Regions from separate parts of the Homo sapiens genome. Here all the other regions are linked to region 1. Evidence: chromatin contacts called from ENCODE Hi-C or POLR2A ChIA-PET data. All regions are on one chromosome and are shown on one strand. Each heading gives the region's core, a stretch centred on a gene start or an enhancer-like site at or near the end of the contact. The rest is flanking DNA. Distances are from core to core; before and after follow the strand shown.

What was found. A loop is a pair of places that touch in the nucleus more often than their neighbours do. ChIA-PET counts read pairs that join two places held with the same protein, here RNA polymerase II (POLR2A). Pooled maps may share reads with other maps.
Region 2: a pooled map shows a loop between it and region 1 (2.1-fold over the local background). The contact joins the enhancer-like site here to the promoter of KRTAP5-3 in region 1. A Hi-C loop is called at or near these places in 1 of 50 pooled maps.
Region 3: a map with no recorded cell type shows a loop between it and region 1 (6-fold over the local background). The contact joins the enhancer-like site here to the promoter of KRTAP5-3 in region 1. A Hi-C loop is called at or near these places in 1 of 37 single-sample maps with no recorded cell type and 2 of 50 pooled maps. POLR2A ChIA-PET finds 5 or more read pairs at or near these places in 5 of 52 experiments (Panc1, WTC11, activated CD4-positive, alpha-beta T cell and 2 more).

The regions. Positions count from the first base shown.
Region 1 is chr11:1,606,720-1,610,367 of GRCh38, reverse strand. KRTAP5-3 (keratin associated protein 5-3) reads left to right here and starts at 1,905. Exons shown (of 1, transcript NM_001012708.2): 1 at 1,905-2,803. The coding sequence starts at 1,983. The coding sequence ends at 2,699.
Region 2 is chr11:1,703,898-1,707,545 of GRCh38, reverse strand. No RefSeq gene overlaps it. Among named protein-coding and RNA genes, the nearest start is that of KRTAP5-6, 8.5 kb to the right of the region's middle. Within about 2 kb of position 1,950, at least 2 of the 41 ENCODE cell types and tissues checked have a DNase peak (open chromatin) inside an H3K27ac peak, as active enhancers do.
Region 3 is chr11:1,519,423-1,523,070 of GRCh38, reverse strand. No RefSeq gene overlaps it. Among named protein-coding and RNA genes, the nearest start is that of MOB2, 34 kb to the right of the region's middle. RefSeq lists enhancers at 863-1,112, 2,050-2,550, 2,551-3,051. Within about 2 kb of position 1,555, at least 4 of the 41 ENCODE cell types and tissues checked have a DNase peak (open chromatin) inside an H3K27ac peak, as active enhancers do.

The DNA of each region.
Region 1 (3,648 bases), core at 656-3,155:
TTGGGAGGCTGGGGCAGGTGGATCGCTTGAGCCCAGGAGGTCGAGGCTGCAGTGAGCCATGAGCGCACCACTCTGCACTCCAGCCTGGGTGACAGAGCAAGACCCTGTCTCAAAAAAAAAAAAAAAAAAAAAAAAAGAAGAAGAGCAAATCATTGACACACAGAATAACATCGTGAGGGAAAGAAACCAGAGTACATTTTTAATGATTTCATTTTTGCAACATTCAACAACAGGCACAACTGGTCAGCAGAGCTGTGCCTGGAGCGATGGGCAGGAAGGGAAGGCGGCGAAAGGGAAACTTCTGGGGGTGAAGCAGTTGGTCATGGTTGGAGTGATGGGCACACGAGTACATGTTTAGCGGAACTCATGGAATTGTACACTCAAAATATGTGCAGAGCCCAGGAGACCAAGGCTGCAGTGAGCTAGGATCACACCACTGCCCTCCAGCCCGGGCGACAGAATGCGACCCCGTCTCAAAAAAAAAAAAAAAAAAATGCAGCCCAAGCCTGGTGGCTCATGCCTGTAATCCCAACACTTTGGGAGGCCAAGGCAGGTGGATCACCTGAGGTCAGGGGTTCGAGACCAGCCTGGCGAACATAGTGAAACCCCGTCTCTACTAAAAATACAAAATTAGCTGGGTGTGGTGGTGGGTGCCTGTAATCCCAGCTACTTGGGAGGCTGAGGCAGGAGAATTGCTTGAACTCGGGAGGCAGAGGTTGTAGTGAGCTGAAATTGCATCACTGCACTCCAGCCTGGGTGACAGAGGGAGACTCAGAAAAAAAATTTTTTTTCACTGCATGTAAATTTTACCTTAATAAAAAATTAAAATTTGGCTGGGTGCAGTGGCTCACACCTGTAATCCCAGCACTTTGGGAGACTGAGGCGGGTGGTTCACCTGAGGTCAGGAGTTCGAAACCAGCCTGCCCAACATGGTGAAACTCTGTCTTCACTAAAAATACAAAAAAATTAGCCAGGCCTGGTGGTGGGCGCCTGTAATTCCAGCTACTGGGGAGGCTGAGGCAGGAAAATTGCTTGAACCCAGGAGGCAGAGATTGCAGTGAGCCGAGATTGCGTCACTGCACTTTAGCCCTGGTGACAAGAGCGATACTCCTTCTCAAAAAAAAAATATTAAAATTAATCTTTTAGAAAATAAAAGTGTGTTAGAGAGGTTGGCTAATCAAAATTTTTGTAGCCTTCAAGAAGAATAAACTTGAAGAATATCCATTGATTTGTAGAATTTTTACAAAGAATTAATAGAGGAAAACTCAAAAGCATTAGAAAGGGTCCTGTTCCTCTGTTCCCTCTGTGAGCCCAGCTTGCCTGAAGGGAACGTGGGTCTAATCCGTGTCTGGAGGAGTGAGCCAAACCGCAGGAGGAAGAGGTAAGAAAGACAAAGGAGAACCAGGGCCACACTCAAATCCATGCTCTTCAAAACTTTGTTTTACAGATTTGACAAAATATTTATACTTGAAGTTTTTAAGCGGTGGAACCTATAGACAGCCTTTCTTTCAGCTTATTTTTTTAATTTTTATTTTATTTTATTTTTTACCAAATGACCATCCTTGATATAAACACCAATGCCAGGGGGTGGAGGGTCTGCATCGCTGAGGAGAGCCCTGAGCACCAAGGACAATGGTCCACCCTTCGGCCAAGCAACCACCGCCTCCCAGGCTCCTGGGACACCCACTGGAGAGGGAGCCCAGTGTCTTCTAACAAAGGGAAACACCTATGAGGAAGAGGCCAAATTTAGAAACCAAGGAAAGGACAGCTTGGCTTGAGCTGATGGTGGCTCATGGGATTGTGGAGAGATTAAAAATAACACTTGTGCATGTGAAATAGCAGAAACAACAACAGAAGTATTCACGTGTTCAGTATAAACACCTGGGCAGGAATATAAAGAGCCCGGGCTCAGAGAACTCCACACCTGCACACCTCCCTCTCACCTGCTCCTCTACCTGCTCCACCCTCAACCCACCAGAACCATGGGCTGCTCTGGCTGCTCTGGAGGCTGTGGCTCCAGCTGTGGGGGCTGTGGCTCCAGCTGTGGGGGCTGTGGCTCCGGCTATGGGGGCTGTGGCTCCGGCTGCTGTGTACCTGTCTGCTGCTGCAAGCCCGTGTGCTGCTGTGTGCCAGCCTGTTCCTGCTCCAGCTGTGGCTCCTGTGGGGGCTCCAAGGGGGTCTGTGGCTCTTGTGGGGGCTGCAAGGGGGGCTGTGGCTCCTGTGGAGGCTCCAAGGGGGGCTGTGGCTCCAGCTGCTGTGTGCCCGTCTGCTGCTCCTCCAGCTGTGGCTCCTGTGGGGGTTCCAAGGGGGTCTGTGGATTTCGTGGGGGCTCCAAGGGGGGCTGCGGTTCTTGTGGCTGCTCCCAGTGCAGCTGCTATAAGCCCTGCTGCTGCTCCTCAGGCTGTGGGTCATCCTGCTGCCAGTCCAGCTGCTGCAAGCCCAGCTGCTCCCAGTCCAGCTGCTGTAAGCCCTGCTGTTCCCAGTCCAGCTGCTGTAAGCCCTGCTGCTGCTCCTCAGGCTGTGGGTCATCCTGCTGCCAGTCCAGCTGCTGCAAACCCTGCTGTTCCCAGTCCAGCTGCTGTAAGCCCTGCTGCTGCTCCTCAGGCTGTGGGTCATCCTGCTGCCAGTCCAGCTGCTGCAAGCCCTGCTCCTCCCAGTCCAGCTGCTGTGTCCCAATTTGCTGCCAGTGCAAGATCTGAGGCTCTGCCCACAAACCTCAGTGGGTCCTACAGATCCGGGCTCTCCAGGAATGATTGCAGCTGTGTCCTGAATTCCTGAAGCACGTCTCTGAATCTGTCCTCCTCTGGACTAAGGCAGCCTAGCGTCCAGGGCTCAGTACTCAGCCGCTCAGCCTCTGAGGTCATGAGGGCTTCTGGCATGCTGGGTCCTGCCCATCAACCCTCCCGGAATCCCGTCTTCCTTTCCTGACCCCACCACTTCAACCTTCTCAGGGCTTCAAGATCCCACATCCCTGGGCCCCTCCTGTGAGCCTGCTGGAAACACGCTGACACTGGAATCCTCCGACCTGCTGCCGCCTCTCCCCGGTCCCCGCAACCTCCTGGCTCCTCCCCGCTTCGTCTTCATCCTGCCTGAGCTGCCACCGCTCCGATTGCTTTTGGAGTTGACCTAGAGGACTCGGAATTATTGGAGACCCCAGGATCCTCTCCTGAGGAGGAGGGGCGCCCAGTCTCCTCTTCTACCTCCGACCTGGCCCTGTTTCTTTCCCCAGGGCTTCGCCTTGTAAGTGCCTAGGCTAGATCTTCTAAATAAATACGATCTGCACCTCCCACGAGTTTGCATTGTGATTCTTTTGTTTCAACTTCTGTGTGATTAGAGAAATGTACACTTTCCACAGAGTTGCACTCCCAGGCATTTGGGAACCCCCCGTACCCTGCTGTGTGAGTTTGCTAGGGCTGCTCCACAAACCGTGTGGCTTAAGCAACAGGAGTGGATTGTCTCACAGTCTGGAGTCCGGAATCCGCCATCGAGGTGCCTCAGGGCCGGGTCCTCCTGAGGCCTCCCTCCGTGGCTTACTGATGCCGCCATCCCTATATCCTCACGTACTCATCCCTCTGTGTGTGTCTGCGTCCTCATCTCTTTGCATAAGGACACAGATTAGACTAGGGCCCACCCTACTCCATTAGGTCC
Region 2 (3,648 bases), core at 701-3,200, 97 kb before region 1:
AGCTGGACACTTGAGTGATGGGCAGCAGCTCCAGGTGTCCTCAGCTTGCCTCTCTCAGCATGAACCCCTCCCATAAGCTGGAGCAAAGGTGACCAGAGACCCGAGACCCAGGATTCTCAGCATGATGAACCCAGGGCAGCCTTTGCTGCATGAGTGAGACCTGAGGCTGAGTAGAGGAAGGGACCCTCACCTCTCGGACACACTCACTCAGAATTCAGCCTGAGACACAGGTAGCTGGGGGCAGGATGCTAGCACACTGACCCTCACAGGAAGAGAGCCTCACCAACTGGAAGTGAAACTACCTTTTGACAGCGAGAGAGGTCTAGCATGGCTGACTCCATCTTGCTTCTGGCTCATAGGCTGGTTGTCCTTGCTTATTCCTGGACTCAGGCCAAGCTAACTGATGCAGGATTTTTTCTCAGCCTCTTTGCTGGACTCACAGCAGAGGCTCCTCATCTACTTGGCCCAGCATGCTCAGCCCCTTGCGGGAGGGAGTGCATGAGCGAGCAAGTGTGGGATCTGGCCAGCCACTCTGAACGCTGACACGGGAGCAAACTCCACGTGGGGCCCACAGCCAGACCAGGTGTGTCACCTCGAGGAGAACATGGCAGTGCCCAGACAAGGGTGCCCGCAACCCCGAAGCCCCAGAGGGGGTGTTAGTGCTCTAATCAGCTCTTATAGTTCCACCATCCACATCCCAATGGAGGGCAATGTGTTAGCAGCTCGGTCGGCCCCTGGCCTCATCGCGTGGGGCAGCTGCCCTCTGCTGGCGAGGGCAAAGGGCCCGGGTGACATCCTTTCTAGGTACCTGCACTCTGTGGGTCCTGAGCTCTTGTCCAGCGTCCAAGAAGAATGAGGTCATGCTGGTGATTGAAGGATGGTGAAAGTGGAGACTTTTACTGAGCAATGAAAACAGCTCTCAGCAGAGAGGGGAACTGGAAAGGGGACAGGGAGGGCAGGTCGTCTTCCCCAAAGTCAGGAGATCTCTTCCTTGAAGTCAGGCCTTCTCTCTCTCTCTACCAACTGAGTCTGGAGTCTTTATAGGCCCAGGACGGGGGCAGGCCAGGCCATAGGTAGTATTGGAAAAGGCAGTATTTGATTGGTTAAAAAGGCATTATTCAAAATGAACCAATCCGGAGCGAGCAGGCAAACAAGAATAGAAGTTTTCACTCTGGGCTGCAGGTTTCAGGATGTTTTGGCTTGAAGGTGAGGTTTCACTGGGGACCCACCCCCATCTGCCTGGGATTTGTCTGCCTCCTGCCTCTATTATATCCATGGGAGGAATTTAGTTTATAGTTTAACTTGTAAGCAAGGATGATAACGGTCCCGCCCTAAAACAAATCCCCTCCTTTTTGGGGAGCTGAAACTGCCTTTATAGGACTAATGAAAGACCACAAGATTAGAATTACAGGAGGGCATGAGTTCTGCTAAAATATAGGCATAGTTTCTATAATCCCCCTCTGCTTAGGAGTCATTTGTCCAGAGATCACAAGATTTGTGGCTTCCCCAGTTGCTCCTATAGATAATATCACTGTGGTAGAATTAAGATTGGTCTTTTGAGGTGGTTTTCCAACTGACCCCATGCAGACTCGTGACTCACGACTTGTTTAACCGTTCACCCGTTGAAGGATGTCTGGGTTGCTTTCACTTTGGGGTTGTTATCCACCCAGAGGCAGATTCAGGGCACAAGGACCATTTTCCACACCCCTGTGATTGCCCCCGCAACCAATGAGGAGCACCCATTCCCCAGCCCCCCACCCACCACACTGTCCTGGAAAAACCCTAACCTTCAAGCCTTCAGGGAGACGGGTTTGAGTGATCATTCCAGTTCTTCCACCTGGCAGGCCTTGCGTTAATTAAACATTTCATTTACTGCAATACCATGTTCTCAGAGTGAACTGGTTTTGTCTGTGCAGCGGGCGGGAAGAGCCTGTCGGGCAATTACAGAAACTGGAGGAGAGATAGTCTTGCATTCCTGGCTGTACAGCCTGGAGTGGAGCTTCTGTCTCACTGGGCTGGGAGAGGGCACACGCATTGGCTCAGATACCACAGACTCACACAGTTCTCACTAAGCTTTAGTCGATTTTCTTGAATAAATGTTTCTCTATTTGAAATGGCTACAGGGCCATTTGCAGATGCTTTAAATGGTTGTTGGGGGTGGGGTTTCGTTTGTTTTTGTTTTTAAAGTCTTCACCAGTTTCACATGGAAGTGGATCTCTGGAGTTCCCCCTCATTGTCACGCTGCAGTGGGACTGCCCTGTGACTTTATTATTTCATAGCATTTGAACATAAGATAATCACAAGCTTTCAAAGGACTAAATGTTCGATGAAGAAAATGGCACAGAAAAAAAAAATGTCCCTTCTAAATAAGGACTCACTTGGTCCTCCACCAGCAACCAGGAGCACTGCCAAGTGTGTCTCTCTCCTTATGACGTGACCTTTTATCTTTAAAGGACACTGAATTTCACTCACATTATTATTTCTTACACAGTGTGTTTTTATTATTCAAGGTCACTAAGACTTTCTCCTGTTTTATTCCAAATGTTTTATTGTTTTATATTCAACATTTAGGTCTATGATGGGCATAGAGTTAATTTTATATAAAGTATGAGGTTGAGGTTGAGGTTTTGTTTTCGTTTTGTCTACGGCGGTTCAATTGTTCCAATGCCATTTTTTGGAAACGGTTCTCCTTTCGCGCGCTGGTATGAATGCGTTCCCCAAAATTCATGCGCTGTAACTTAACCCCTGTTATGGTGTTACTAAGAGGTGGGGTCTCTTGAGAAGTGATCAAGTCAGGGCTTTGCTCTCAGGCATAGATTAGTGCCTCATTAAAGGGCTGGGGGGGATGAGCTTGGGTCCTTTTTGCCCCTTATGTTTTCCACCAAAAGGACACAGCAAAGAGCCTCCACCAGATGCAGAATACTGGCACCTTGATCTGGGGACGTCTAGCCTCCAAAACTGTGAGAAATGTACTTCTATTGTTTGTAAAATACCCAGTCACAGGTATTTTGTGATTGCAGCAGACACTTCTCCATTTAGTTGTCTTGCCCCTTTGTCATAAATTAGCGCAGTCTTGTGTGTGCGAGTGACATCTCAACTCCGTGCTTTTCCCTTGATCTGTGTGTCTACCCCTCTGCCCATACCACACTGTCTACATTGCTGTCGCTTTATGGAATGTCTCAAAGTCAGCTAATGTCATTCTTCCAACTATATTTCTTGTTTCAAAATTGTTTTGGCTATTCTATTTTCTTTTCTTTTTTAAATGTTTTCTTATTACACTTTAAGTTCTAGGGTACATGTGCACAACGTGCAGGTTTGTTACATATGTATACATGTGCCATGTTGGTGTGCTGTACCCGTTAACTCGTCATTTACATTAGGTATATCTCCTAATGCTCTCCCTCCCCCCTCCCCCCACCCCACGACAGGCCCCAGTGTGTGATGTTCCCCTTCCTGTGTCCAAGTGTTCTCATTGTTCAGTTCCCACCTATGAGTGAGAACATGTGGTGTTTGGTTTTCTGTCCTTGCGATAGTTTGCTGAGAATGATGGTTTTCAGTTTCATCCATGTCCCTACAAAGGACATGAACTCATCATTTTTTATAGCTGCATAGTATTCCATGGTGTATATGTGCCACATTTTCTTAATC
Region 3 (3,648 bases), core at 306-2,805, 87 kb after region 1:
ACAGGGAAAAAGAGATGGCACAGATAGCCAGTCTTTTTCATAAGTCATGCTGGCCAACCAGATAGCCATATTTAAAAAAACCTTGGCCTGTACCTCACACCCTACAAAGAATAATTGAGCCCAGTAGAATGTAGGTCTAAGTGTAGAAGGTTCTGGAACTGCTGTCCAGCACGGCCTCCAGCCATGTAGCTTGGCAGCGCTAGAGATGTGCTGAGTGTAAAATACGCTAGACTGAAAAAAATACAGTGGCACCTTGTATTTTCTGTATTGATTGTAAGTCGAAAATATTTTACATCTGTTGGGTTAAATAAAATTAATCTTGGCTGTTTCTTTTACTTTTCAATGGGGCCATTAGAACATTTAAAATTATATCCATGGCTCAGATTATGGCTTGTGTTATATTTCTCTTGAACAGCACTGTTATAGAAGATGCTATTCTTGACCCATGGGTTAAGAAAAGTTTTTTTAAACAGGACTAAAAAGTACTCATCATAAAGGAAAAGATAGATAATTTGGTTTACATTAAAATTAAGCAGCTCTGTTTATCAAAGATATTCCTCAAAAACTGAAAAGGCTGGCCGGGGACCGTGGCTCACACCTATAATCCCTGCACTTTGAGGGGCCGAGGCTGGAGGACTGCTTGAGCCCAGGAGTTCAGGACCAGGCTGGGCAACATAGTGAGACCTCATAAATAAATAAATAAATAAAAATAAATTAACTGGACGTGGTGGCATCCGCTACTCAGGGGGACTGAGGTGGGAGGATCCCTTGAGCCCAGGAGGTCGGGGCTGCGGTGAGCCATGATCTCACCACTGTACTCCAGCCTGGGCCACAGAGCAGGACTCTGTTTCAAAAAAAAAAGAAAGCAACTTTTGCAGGGGGAATTTACCATACCTAGAACTTACCGGAGCTCAGATCCAGACTTCCCCACGGGCTCCAACAAAGAACAAGAAACAGCTCGTCCCGTAGAAGATGGGCAGAGGCTTGAACAGATGCCTCATGAAGAAGGACGTGCAAACGGCCCCGAGCCCTGGGAAAGAGCCCTTGACCACGTCTCCCCTGGGGTGAGCCCGGGAAAACCCCAAGCCTTAGACGCACTGCACGTGACAGCGGGTGTCTAGTGAGCACCGCGCCACTAGAGCGGGTGTCAGGGCGCCTTGCTAACCCTTTCCACCTGGTGTGCTCGCTGCTGTGTGGAACTCCCATCTTGTGCTTTTCATCTTCCCATGCTTTGTTTGAATTTCTTCTTTTTATTTTTTAATTATCCTTCTTTCAAATTGCCTTGGAAGTTAGGTACTTTATTTTATTTGATTTTTTGTAGAAGCAGGGTCTCACTGTGTTGTCCAGGATGGTCTCAGACTCCTGGCCTCAAGCCATCCACCCACCTTCACCTTCCAAAGTGCTGGGATTACACTGTGAGCCACCGTGCACACCCTCCTTTAGTGGTTTTCTTACAGCACACGCTAAACCTCCAGGGTCTGATGTTGATTAACAGCTTTATCCGCCTCCCCGAAGTACCCAAGATACTAGACCGCTTCTGGGTACTTCCCCTCTTGAGTTGTGAGCACTTGCTGTGTTTTAAATTCTGTACACTTCGGACCCCCACATGCTACTGCTGTGTTTTAAATTCTGTACACTTCGGACCCCCACATGCTACTTGTACGCTGGTATTTATTTAGGTTGGCTGGTTTTGTGCTCCATCTCTTTGGCTGTACCCTCTCCTTCCTCCTTTGTCCTTCTGGGTTTGTCCTTTTGCGTCTGTGACCAGTTTTCCTCTGCTTGTGCTGCAGCCTTGAGCTTTCTTGGATTTTCTTTCAGGTGACTCTGCTGGGGGCGCCCTCTCAGTCTCTGTCTGAAAATGCCTTCAGTTGTCCTTCATTCTTGGCAGAGCTTTTCGCTGTGTGTCGTGTTCTTGGTTGGCTTGCTTTCAGCCCTCTTTCGACGTGAGGCCGCCGACCTCCGGCTTCCGGCGTTGCTGTGGAGAAGCGGCTGTCAGATGCACTGCTGCTCCCTCGAGGGTATCTGCCACCTCCTGGCCCCAGCTGCTTCTGACGTTTATATTTTTAAATTTTTACATAATTTCAAAGTTAGAAGTTGCCAAAGTAGTGTGAATAATTCCTGCATACCTTCTCCCAGATTGGCCAGTGTCAGCGTTTCTGCCACATCTGCCTTGCCGTTTTCTCTCTCTCAGTACCTGCACGTGGGTCTTTTCTCAGCAGTTTGAGAGTGACTTGCATCTTTACCCCAGCATAGGATAGAATGCACTTCTGCAGGGAGACACCTCGGTGCACCCACACAGAAAGAGATGGTGAAGGGGCCAGACTGCCCGCCCTGTTCAGGATAAACTTTGAAACAGGCTCAGAAGTTACTTCATGTGAGATGTGGGGGAGACACGGAGGCATGGTGTGAGCGAGTGATAGCAGATCAGGCTTGCTGCATACTGGGAGGGGGACTTCAGTGGAAACTGCCAGCACAGAGCAGGACCGTGAGGATGGAGGGAGCCCGGGGGTGGCCAGCCCGATGGCCAGCGTCTCAGTGGCATCTCCCTGGGCTGCAGCCTGAGAGGGGCAGGGCAGCAAGCACGGCTGCTCTCTGGAAGCCCCACTCTCAGTATTGACGTGCAAGTTCACAGTCTAGTTCCTGACGCCGTGGAGACCAAGCCCTTCCCTGGGGACTGGAGGAGAGATGAGCAAAGGGAACAGAACACGACCCTGAGAAACTGGGGATCTGACCCCGGGCCCGCAGAGTGAGCTGCAGAAACAGTGGGCAGTCCCCACATGGCCTTGTTACAGCCTAGATTTCTTACCGAAATAGTTTTTTTGTTTTGGTTTTTATTTTTTGTTTAGAGACCAGGCTGGAGTGCGGTGGTGCAATCACAGCTCACTGCTGCCTTGACCTCCTGGGTTTAACAGATCCTCCTGCCTCAGCCTCCTGAGTAGCTGGGACCACAGGTGCGCACCACCGTGCCCCACGAATTTTGAAAAAAATTTTTTTATAGAGGCAGAGTCTTGCCGTCTTGCCTAGGCTGGTCATAAACTGAAAGACTTAAAGCAGTCTCCATTAATGAAAATTAGCAAGACTCTGTTTTTCATTTCTCCACTGATTCAATAGTATTTAGTTTTACGTTGTTTAAAAGGAACATTCAATCTCCTTTGCAGTCATAGTTCTTGATTTCATATTACTGAATGGTTGCATTAAAATCCCTTTTGACTAATTATGAGGTTGGGAATTCTAAAGTCTGTTGAGCAGACAGCTTGTGTCAAGTGAGGCAGCTGGTGATTTCTGGACACTCTTGATTCCATCTGAGCTTCCTTTTCCAGCACAGCCTTATCCTGAACACCTGATTTTGGGGTAACTTCTTATAAAGCCCACTGTGTGTTATTGTGGACACGGTCTCCTGGTGTCCCCCCTTGTGATGACAACTAGAATGCCTCCGGGTTTCCAGCACTCGCCGTCCTCACTGGTGTAAAGCTTACCGCTCTGTTCCGTGTCCTGCATCTCTGGTCAGCACCGCAGTCTGTTTCCTGTGCTTCTGCCTGGGTGGCCAGGGGCTGCCCAGAAATGACCCAGATTCACACCCCAGCCTCCTGCTCCCCTGTAGCATGCTGGGTTTCTGTCCATGGTAGCATTTGCTGGAAACATCTGTTG